2 separate regions of the Homo sapiens genome follow, and region 2 is linked to region 1. The links are chromatin loops, found by intact Hi-C in ENCODE. Cell type or tissue: Caco-2. All regions are shown on one strand. Each heading gives the region's core, and the rest is flanking DNA. Links, peaks and the distances in the headings are about the cores only. Region 1 has its middle 86 kb from the start of MIR3169. Region 2 has its middle 260 kb from the start of LINC02339.

Region 1 (5,391 bases), core at 165-5,164:
ATTTGTGTTTGAAAGCATGTTCCTGGGTGAGTTGTTTACTATCCCTAAGAACTGGCTAACTCTAGGAGGTACAGTCCCTCTAAAGTCAGCAAGGCTCCAATGTCAAAGCATTAGAACACAGAAAATAAAATACAGTGCTAACAATATAAGTGAATACAGTGTTCATAGCTGAATATAGTGCTAACAATATAAGTGGCTTATCAAACAATTTCCCTTACCTATGATACAAAAACAGGAATATCAGAATTTAAGAATCAGGCATAGTTTCTGTTAAATCTGTGATGAAAAAAGGTATTTTATATTGTCAATCTAAATTCAAGTTGTGGAAAAACAGAGTACAGACTACTGCCTAGGTCTTTTCATTTTATTTAAAAAGAAAAAAATTGTATTGAAGTATTTCTATTCAGTATTATTCACATGTGTTTTGAGTTTGGGTAATTGTAGACATGAAATGAGTGTCAGAAAGGGCCTTGCAGTCTTTGTACTTTTAAATGCTTGTGGATTTCACTGCAATTTAAGGTCATGTAAACAGAGAAAAAACTCACAACTTTGAAATTGCCATGCTATTCATCAAGGAAACGTTTTTGGGGACCAATTTTTCTATTGGAATAGAAGATAGAGTAGGTCATTTAGAAGCCCTGCACTGTAAAAGTCCAGGTCTCGTTCTCCTTCCCTCCCTCATCACAGCTATCTAAATATTTCTTGATCACTCAAAAGAGATAATCTAACCAATGTACAAAGTGGAAAAAAATAGTAAAGTGTTAAGATGAAGGAGGATATTTCATGCAAATGTATTTAAGACTGGCCTGTTAAACTCAATTGAACACTACTTTTCATATGATTTGAATAGAAAAATATATTCCATATATTATTCAGAGTACTATGAAACAAAACTGAGAAAACCTTGGTGTTTTAGAGGACTTTCGTGTATTTAGTCATTCACTCATTTATTAAACAAATACTCGATTGCCTACTGGGAGCCAGTTCTATTTGCTGGGAATTTAATGCTGAGGATGAGAAGCAGGAACCCTGTCATAAAACAGATTAAGGAAATAAACCACATCTAATCATATCTATATGCACAAGAGTTCCACAAAATCTGAGACTCAAAGAAGGGCCAGAATATTGAAGCTTATATAATTGCATCCTGAGCTAAAGAAAGGAATAGGAAATTGGGGCTTCTTGGGGCAACACAAGTTATGGGAAGGTTAGGCAAGGAAATGTATGGTGAATAAAGGTGGTTTTGTTATGCAGAGAAAAGTCTCCCAGGTAACAATGGATTCCATTCAAGCAGAATGGAATCAATAATCTCACAAGTGTAGACAGAGATAAATTAGTAAAGGAACAAGTAAGCAAAATACATTCAGGCTAGTGATAAGAGTTATGAAGGAAGTGAACAAGGTGATAAATGCTGGAAAGGAAGACATGGATTTAGATACAGTGGAAGGATAAAACTTCTCAGACGAGGTGACATTTGCACTGAAGCCTGAAGTGTAAGACTTTATGGCCTTATGAATCCTTACACTGGAAGCCAAATTAATCGAGAGTTTAGACTGAGCCTTGATTAGAAGAGAGAATTTTTAAGTGCAATGTGGTTCCATTGAATGACTTTAAGCCAATAGTAACACAATCTGTCCTTTTGACAAATTAAAAATAAATACTGTTTTGGTACGATGCTATTCAAAGTATCACTATGCCTATTTTTCTAAATAATTTTAATTAAGTTCAATATTATGCTTATATGAAACTATTGGACCAGGACTGATAGATATGATACAACTTTTATTTGAATATGTTTTTCTTGAATGTCTAAGCAAGTGAAGAATAGCTTCCCTCCACTCTTCTACGTTCCTTGGCTGGCCTATGAGTTAAATTGACATAAAACAGATTAAGGAAATAAACCACATTTAATCATATATATATGCACAAGAGTTCCGCAAAATCTGAGACTCAAAGAAGGGTCAGAATATTGAAGCTCATATAATTGCATCCTGAGCTAAAGAAAGGAATAGGAAATTGGGGCTTCTTGGGGCAACACAAGTTATGGGAAGGTGAGGCAAGGAAATGTATGGTGAATAAAGGTGGTCTTGTTATGCAGAAAAAAGTCTCCCACGTAACAAAAGTAGTCAATGAGCAGCCCTAAGAAGAGAGGACAGCCTTACTGGGTTAGTATTGGCCTCTAGGCTCCTCTCCAGCCATTTAAGTCAGTCTTTCGTGGTTGGAAGAATTCCTGAGAAGGGGATTTATGACATGTAAGATTCATTTGGAGGATCCATCTTTATGCAGATTAGAGGAGCTGAGAAAAAGCCTCTGCCTGAATCCACTGTTTTCCCAAGTGCCTTCAGTTCAAAGTGATCAGCACACTGAAGCATCACATTTTGGGGTGACATTTCCCGAATTGGACCTACATTTTAGGTAAGATGTACATTCTGATATGCAGCTTTTATTTCATTAACCAAATTATATATCTTATATAAATTAGGTGCTCTCAAATATAAGCGACAGATCCTGTGATTCAAACCAACTCTATGAATAAGGAAACATTGTAGTACATAGCAAGACGTAGGATAGACTCAATCAGCTGGTGAGTTCAAGTCTCCATCTCTGTTTCTTCGTGGAGCCCCTTGACTCTGGCCCACTGTGTTGCCTTAGCCTTTAGATCAACTTCTATTGTGGCCACAAGATGGCAGCCAGCAGCCATAGGGGCAAAAGGCCTTTGTTCATACCTAAAAGGAGAGAGATCTATCCTTTAAATATGGGAGAAAATGTCTTATTATCTGACTGTGTCCCCTATGGGTGAATAATAGTCATGTCATGTAATAATTCTCTAACATCTGAATTGCTGAAATAATTACAAGAAAAAGTAGTGGGATTTCCCTAGAGCTAGGCATGCTATGAGATTTCCTTGCACAGAGAATAGGTGAATTCTACCCACTTTTACTGTCGTCCTCATGTTCCAGCCAATGAAGCCCAGTGACCCAAAAGGAAGAAAAAATGGGAGATAAATTTTGTCTAGGCAACAATAATTCTTTAGTAGTTAGTTATAAGAAAAATTTTTATGCTATACCTAAATTTGAAGTTCAGGGATTGTATGACTAAGTATGTACAAGGCACTGCATGGGCTGACCAGAGTATAAAGATAAATTAAGTCTAGTAGAAAAGTATAGATTTTTTAAATGATAGGAAATGACATCTGAAAATGCTAGGAATACATCTATGGTTCATCTCCCATTGGGCCAGTTTGCTCAAATATGACTGAAGATATGAGAGCATTTGAACCTTAGAAAAACCACATAATTTTTCTTCTTCCACAAGTATTATTTTTTGCAGATAATAGAATGAATGTGGGAGGTTTTTTTCTTTTTCTTTAGTAATATCCATGGAATATTTTACTAAAAATATGGACTTTAAAGTCAAATAATGGAGACTCAAAAGTTGATTCTACCTACCACTTAACCACTTGGCCACTGGGGTCAAGTAACAGTCTCTCAGCCTCCTCTGAGATAGATATTTATAAAATATCCATTCATAATATTTATTACTCCATTTCCACACTGCTATGAAGAACTACCTGAGACTGGGTCATTTACAAAGAAAATAGGTTTAATTGACTCACAATTTCACATGGCTGGGGAGGAACCTTACAATCCTGGCCAAAGGCAAAGGAGAAGCAGGGCCCGTCTTACATGGTGGCAGGAGAGACAGAGAAAGCAAAATGGGAAGTGCCACACTTTTAAACCATCAGATCTCGTGAGAACTCACTCATTATTACGAAAACAGCAAGGGGGATATCTGCCACCATGATCCAATCACCTCCCACTAGGCTCCTTCTGACACATGGGTATTACAATTAGACATGAGATTTGGGTGGAGACACACAGCCAAACCATGTCACAGTAAATACAATATATTATTGCTTTTATGGATTATCTTATTATAATTGTGGATTTCTTTTACAGTTATGACATACTGTGGAACATTTCTCATAATATCTGGTTCTGAGATACTTGGATATTTGAGGATAACAGAACTCCTTCACAGATGCCTCATTAACAAGTGATTTTGAATACATGACTATTTCAAAATGTACCTTCTAATTTATATATTTTCTAATTGCAAATAGGTATATTATATTATGTGCTTGATTCACTGATGATTCTGCAAAGACCTGGAACACCTATGGATAAATTCAGTTTCTGGAAACAGATGGTTCCATTTGTTTGCTACTGTTTTAAAGGGTTGTCGTCACCATTTTTAAGTGTCTCTGGCTTTCCGGTGCTAATGCTATTCACCAGTTACAGTTGTTTTTAGACATTTTCAAGTTCTAATATTACATTTGATTTCTTTTTCAATGATGAGAGTTAATTCTGTTCTGTTAATTATACTTCAAGGCTCAGGCTTTTGTGATACACAAAATTCCTGATGTTAATAATGGATTGCCTCACATCTCCTAGCCATTACAATTTTTAGACAACTCATTTAAATAGGGTATGGTTTAAAAGCTTTTATTAATATTAAAATGCTAACACTTTTTGCAATAGCTTCCTGAGTCTTCCCAGAATCAGGATTCACTAAAAGCAACTCTGCTGGGCCAGCACAGCAGTATGCTCAGTTAATTATAAGCTTCAAGAAGGAGCCTCTGGTAGAGATGAATGGTTTATATAAAGGGCCTTAGATGTGGGGAAGCATGTGGGACTGAAGACAGTTTGTGGGTCTGAAGGAAAGGGTATGAGCATGGAGAAGCATGGAAGAGATAGGCTGTAGAGTGAGGTGGGAGCCAAGCCATGGATAATCTTGGGTTTCATGCTAAGATACTTTAAGTCTCCTGTGAAAGAAATGACAGGCCACTAAAGAATTCCACCACTGGAGGTAATATCATCAGATTCACAGTTTGAGGGATTTCTCTGGTTGTGTTTCTGAACTATAGATATTTATTGGAATCTAAATGCTACTTTTTCTTATATTTCATATATTTTCTTTTCTATTGTTTCATTTTTTCCCAGACCACATAAATATGTGTGTTTTCCTCATCGATTCTTTTTTTACAGATTATAATGATTTGTTATTTAATGGAAGCCTCTACTTTGAAATGTAGAAGGTCACATATTTTAGTCTTGAGATGATGAAGTTTGATTCAGTCACAAAGAACCAAATGTACTTTTTTACAGACAAAACTGGCTCTACATGATGTTGCTTTGACATTTGATTAACTGCCTTTTTTTTCCCTTTTGGCTGTTACTGATATTTGAAACATTTTACAGATTCGCTCTTTGTAATAACATCCTGTCCATCAGCTAATTTCATTGCTGAGATTTCTGCATGCAACTGCTACTGAAATCAATGTCAGCTCTGGGAGCCAATCCAAGAGCAGACTTGGCTCAAGTCTACAGT
Region 2 (5,391 bases), core at 222-5,221, 400 kb after region 1:
CCAGACCCCAGAATGGTAGATCCAGTGACAGGTTGCACCATGCAACTGGAAAAGCCACAGACACTCAATGCCAGTCTGTGAAAGCAGCCAGGAAGGAGGCTGTACCTTGCAAAGCTATGGGGCAGAGCTATCCAAGACCATGGGAACTCCTACTTGCATCAGCATGACCTGGCTGTGAGACATGGAATCAAAGGAGAAAATTTTGAAGCTTTAAGACTTGACTGCCCTGCTGGGTTTCAGACTTACATGGGACCTATAGCCCTTTGGTTTTGCCCAATTTCTCCCATTTGGAATGGCTACATTTACCCAATGCCTATACTCCCATTGTATCTAGGAAGTAACTAACTTACTTTTGATTTTATAGGCTCATAGGTGGAAGGGACTTGCTTTGTCTGAGATAGAGTTTGGACTGTGGACTTTTGAGTTAATGGTGAAATAATTTAAGACTTTAGCGTACTCTTTGGAAGGCATGATTGGTTTTGAAATGTGAGGACATGATATTTGGGGTGGAATAATATAGTTTGGCTGTGTCCCCACCCAAATCTCATCTTGATTTGTAACTTCCACAATTCCCAAATGTAATGGGAAGAATCCAGTGGGAGGTGCCAGAATTATGGTGGTGGGTCTTTCCTGTGCTGTTCTCGTGAGAGTGAACGAGTCTCATGAGATCTGATGGTTTTAAAAACATGAGTTTCTTTACACAAGCTCTCTTTTTTCCTGCTGCCATTGTAAAATGTGATTTGCTCCTCCTTCCCTTCTGCCATGATTGTGAGTCCTCCCCAGCCATGTGGAATGGTGAGTACAATTACACCTCTTTTTTTTTTTTTTTTTTTGTAAATTACCCAGTCTTGTGTATGTCTTTAGCAGTGTAAAGATGGACTAATACAAAGGCCAAGAGAAAAATATAATACAGAAAAAAATAATACATTGTATTTTCATAGAGATGATCCAGTGAAGAGAGAAAAACCAATAATTTTTATAAAATAAGCAGAATTTCTGGGGGAAATGTTCTCGATTATTCAAGGGTAAAAACAATTTACTGCAAAATGGAGGGATTAGTCTTGGCCAAGGCTATGAACAGTGTAAGCCCTGGAGTACTAGGAGGGGAAACAGAGCATGCACACTGATATGGGTAGGTGAGTGATCAAACTAAAAATTGTCTTTTGGTTTTCCTTTTTATTCTCTCAGTCAGAAAGCTATATGGATACTAAGATTGCAGATAAGGTTAGACATGATGAAGGTTTGAGGAAAAAGGATAAGGTATAAGGCAGTCATCAATGTAAGTAAATAAGTGAAAAGATTCAAGAAACACAATACATTTGCCTGGCAGATTTAAGGGTCATTGATGTTGTAGTCATGCCAGCAAGAAAAATTGTGTGTCATATGAAGAATTAGAAACTCTGGCCAGGCACAGCAGCTCATGCCTATAATCCCAGCATTTTGGGAGGCCAAGGCAGGAGAGTCACTTGAGGCCAGGAGTTCAAGACCAGTGTGGGCAACATGATGAGACTCTGTTTCTATAATAGTTTAATAAATTAGCCAGGGATGGTAGCACACACCAGTAGTCAAAGATACTCAGGAGCCTGACGTGGCAGGATCCCTTGAGCCTTGGAGTCTGAGGTTACAGTGAGCTATGATCGCACCACTGTACTCCAGTCTAGATGACAGAGCGAGACCCCATCTCTAAAAGAAAAAGAAAAAAACAACGAGCAAGATGGTGGAGTAGATAATACAAGACATATTGCCCCCAAAATAACAAATATGTAATTATCCATGAACGATAATAATCTTGGGAGAAATAAAGGGTCCATTTAAGAACTGGTTGCAACATTACGGAGCAAAAAAGCCCAGAATCACTGCACAGAAATGGTGGCTGGAAAGACTGGCAGACATGAGATGTGTGGAAATGTCTAGGAACAAAGAAAAAGTATGGAGGTTATCAATATCAGCCACATGGAGATAGCCACTGAAGTCCACAGTGGTCTGCTTAATAGAGGACATCATCAGCTTTTGCCACTGAGGTAACCAACAACCATCCTCATCACAAACCACCAGGAAACAGAGATGCAGTTGCTTCCCACCACCCTCCCATGAAGAAGACACTGTTTTGCCACCCTTCCCAACACTGCCCCCATACCCTGAAACCATGGTTGCTCCATGCATGGCCATACCTCAGAACCAGGCTTCATGGCTGCTCCACATTTGCCTGTGTTCTGGGACCCCACTCTGTGGTCATATCACATGCATTCACACCTCAGACACAGAAGTCACTGCTGCTCTAGTGTAGCTCCACCCTCAATCTTGGAGCCCGGGTTACAGGACTTTATTCCTGTGTACACTTGCACAATGCACGCTGGCTCCACAGGTGCTCCATGAGTGCTCACATCTCTGATATCAGAGCCACTGCCACAGCAAGCTAGTTTCTCAAGACCTCAGACTCATACTCACATAGCTTCTTGCATATCCACACTCCAGATCCCAGCTCCATGGCTGCTGGCATGCTGTGCCCACTTGCGGAACACCAAAGTCACTGCTGCTGCAAGTTAGAATACATCAGAGACCTCAGATCTTCTGTAGCTCTGGGTATGCCCATGTTTCAGAACACAACCTCTTGGTTGTTCCACAAGCACTATGCCTTGGACATCATTACCAAAGTAGCAACAGGAAGACCTGTGCCCCAGGCACTGGTGCCACCACCACCCAGACTCTGGAGCCTTGGTTCATCCCCATGTGCCTGTGCTTCAGACCTTGGCTCCATGGCCACTTCACTGGCACCATGAAGCAGACAATGATGATGCTGCTGCCACTGCAAACGTGCCCAGAAGTTGGTTTCAGTGCCAAAAGGGATCCCCTTGGTCATGACTTCTCCAGTGGCAGAAAAAGGTAGCAGGAGCACCCTAGCAACCTTTGCCATTTTAAACCTCAACTGCCTTTGCTGCCACCAGGGATACCTAAACACTTTGCTGCTGAGGATCCCTGCAATCTTAGCCAACAGTGACCTCAGCTGACAGAACTGCATAAGAACTATGCTTCCGTGTCCTCACTAGAACCTAAACTGCTGCACTGCTTACAGCCAGCACTCTCAAGCCCACTCATAGGGGAAGATCTTTGCCCACTGAAAAGAGTATGTAAAGTCTGGAAGAAGTGACTGCTCTATCATATGCGCAACATCAAGGCAAGGCAAAAAAATATGAAAAACTAAGGGAATATACCACCAAAAGAACACAATAATTTCCTAGTGAATGACCCCGCCCTCCCCACCACAAAATTGAAACCTTCAAATTGTCTCACAAAAAGTTTAAAATAATTATTTTCAGGAAGCTCAGTGAACTCTAAGAGGGCACAGGGAAACAATTTAATGACATCCAGGAAACAGTAAACGAATAAAATGAAAAATTTAACAGGTTAATTTTTTTTTAATAAAGAACCAAACAAATTTTAGAGCTGAAAATAATGAGTTAAATGAAAAATGTAATAAAGACTGTCATCAGTGAAACTAATCAACCAGAAGAAAGAATCTTTGAATTCAAAGACAATTTATTTGAAAATATATAATCAAAGGAGAAAGAAGAAATAAAATAAAAAGGGGTAAAGAAACCCTATGAGATATATGGGACAGCATCAAGAAAGCTAACTTTCACATCTCGAGAAGCAGAAGAAAGAGAGAAAGGGATTGAAAGCTTCTTTAAAAAATAGTAATTAAAAAAATTTCAAATCTGGGGAAAGATATAAATATAGAGATATAGAAAGCTAAAATTTTTCTAATCATAATCAAGCCAATGAAGACTACACCGAGGCATATTATAATTAAACTATCAAAAATTAAAGACAAAGAATTGTGAATGCAACAGAGAAAAATGATTGTTCCATATATATGAATAACCATAAGGTTACCAGAGGATTTCTCAGCAGAAATTTTTCAGTGCAAAGGCAGATAAGGACGATACATTCAAAGTACTAATAAAAAAAAAAAAAACATGCCAACCGATAATATCACAAACTGCATAGCTGTTGTTCAGAAATGAAAGAGAGATAAAGACTTTTCTAGACAATAAAAGCTCAGGGAGTTTACCCTACTAGACCTGCTTTATGAGAAATGCTAAAGGGAGATCTTCAAGCTGAAACAAAAGGAAGCTAATTAGTAACATGAAAATATAAAAGTATAAGCTCAGTGGTAATAGTAAGTACATAGTCAAATTTTAGAATACTTTAATATTGAAATAGTAGTGTATAAATCATGTATATCTCCAGTATAAAGGTTAAAATGTAGAACAGTATTAAAAATTACTGTAGCTGCAATAACTTCTTAGTGGATAAACAATATAAAAATTTATAAATTGTGACATAAAATGTATGTTGGGGAGTAAAAGTTTAGAGTTTTTATATATGATCAAACTTAACAGCCTAAAATAGCTTGTTACATATATAAATGATTTATGTAAGCCTCATGGTAACCCAAAAAGCAAAAATCTATCCAACATAGATAAAAGATAAAGACAAAGAAATCAAACATATTACAGAAAATCATTAAACCATAGAGGAAGACATAGAAAGAAAGGAACAAAAGATCAACAAAACAACCAGAAAACTATAAACAAAATAGCAGTAGTAAGGACTTACCTATAAATAATTTCCTTAATATAAAAGGGTTTAAATTCTTCAATCAAAAGACAGAGTGGCCAAATGGTAAGAACAAACAACAACAAAAAACAAGCCTCAATTTTATATGCCCTATGAAGGATTCATGATTCACTTCAGCTTTAGTGACACAGCTAGACTAAAACTGAAGGGTTGGAAAATAGATATAAATAAATAGATATAAAATAGATATAAAAATGAACCCCAAAAAGAATAGGGGTAGTTAGGGTAGTTATACTTATCAGACAAACTAAGCTTTAATTCAAAAATGGTAGAAAGAGGCATAAAGGGTAATGTTATAACAATAAAGGGTCAGTCAATTCATTAGCAGAATATAACAATTATAAAATATTTGCACCCAATATCAGAGTACCTAATTATATGAAGCAAATCTTAATAGATCACAAAGGAGAGATAGACAATAATGCAATAATAGTTGGGAATTTCAGTACCCCACTTTTAACAGTGGCTAAATTAGCCATCAAGGAAACTGTGGACTTGGACTACACTTTAAACCAAATTGGTCTAAAAGACATAAACCAACCATCTTATCCAACAAGAGCAGAATACAAATTTCTTCTTAAATACGTATAAAATATTCACCAAAATGAACCATATATTAGGCCACAAAATCAGTTTTAAGAAATTTAAGAAGATTGAAATCATATCAAGTATCTTTTCTGACCACAATAGTATTAAACTTGAACTCAATAACAGGATACATTTTGAAAAAATCACAAATATGTTGATATT

The links. Hi-C counts contacts between places; a loop is a spot of excess contacts. Peaks named below come from ENCODE experiments on the same cell type or tissue, not always from the same donor. Only the 100,000 strongest peaks of a DNase experiment are listed, where the experiment ranks them.
Region 2: a loop joins it to region 1, with 23 times the contacts of the local background. A loop is called at or near these places in 8 of 110 quality-filtered maps.

What each region holds. Positions count from the first base shown.
Region 1 is chr13:61,283,658-61,289,048 of GRCh38, forward strand. No RefSeq gene overlaps it. Among named protein-coding and RNA genes, the nearest start is that of MIR3169, 86 kb to the left of the region's middle. RefSeq lists an enhancer at 1,019-1,520. In Caco-2, for the core only: a CTCF peak has its summit at 2,725 (motif pointing right); a DNase peak (open chromatin) is centred at 2,664.
Region 2 is chr13:61,682,819-61,688,209 of GRCh38, forward strand. No RefSeq gene overlaps it. Among named protein-coding and RNA genes, the nearest start is that of LINC02339, 260 kb to the left of the region's middle. In Caco-2, for the core only: no CTCF peak of the experiment used is centred there; a DNase peak (open chromatin) is centred at 2,973.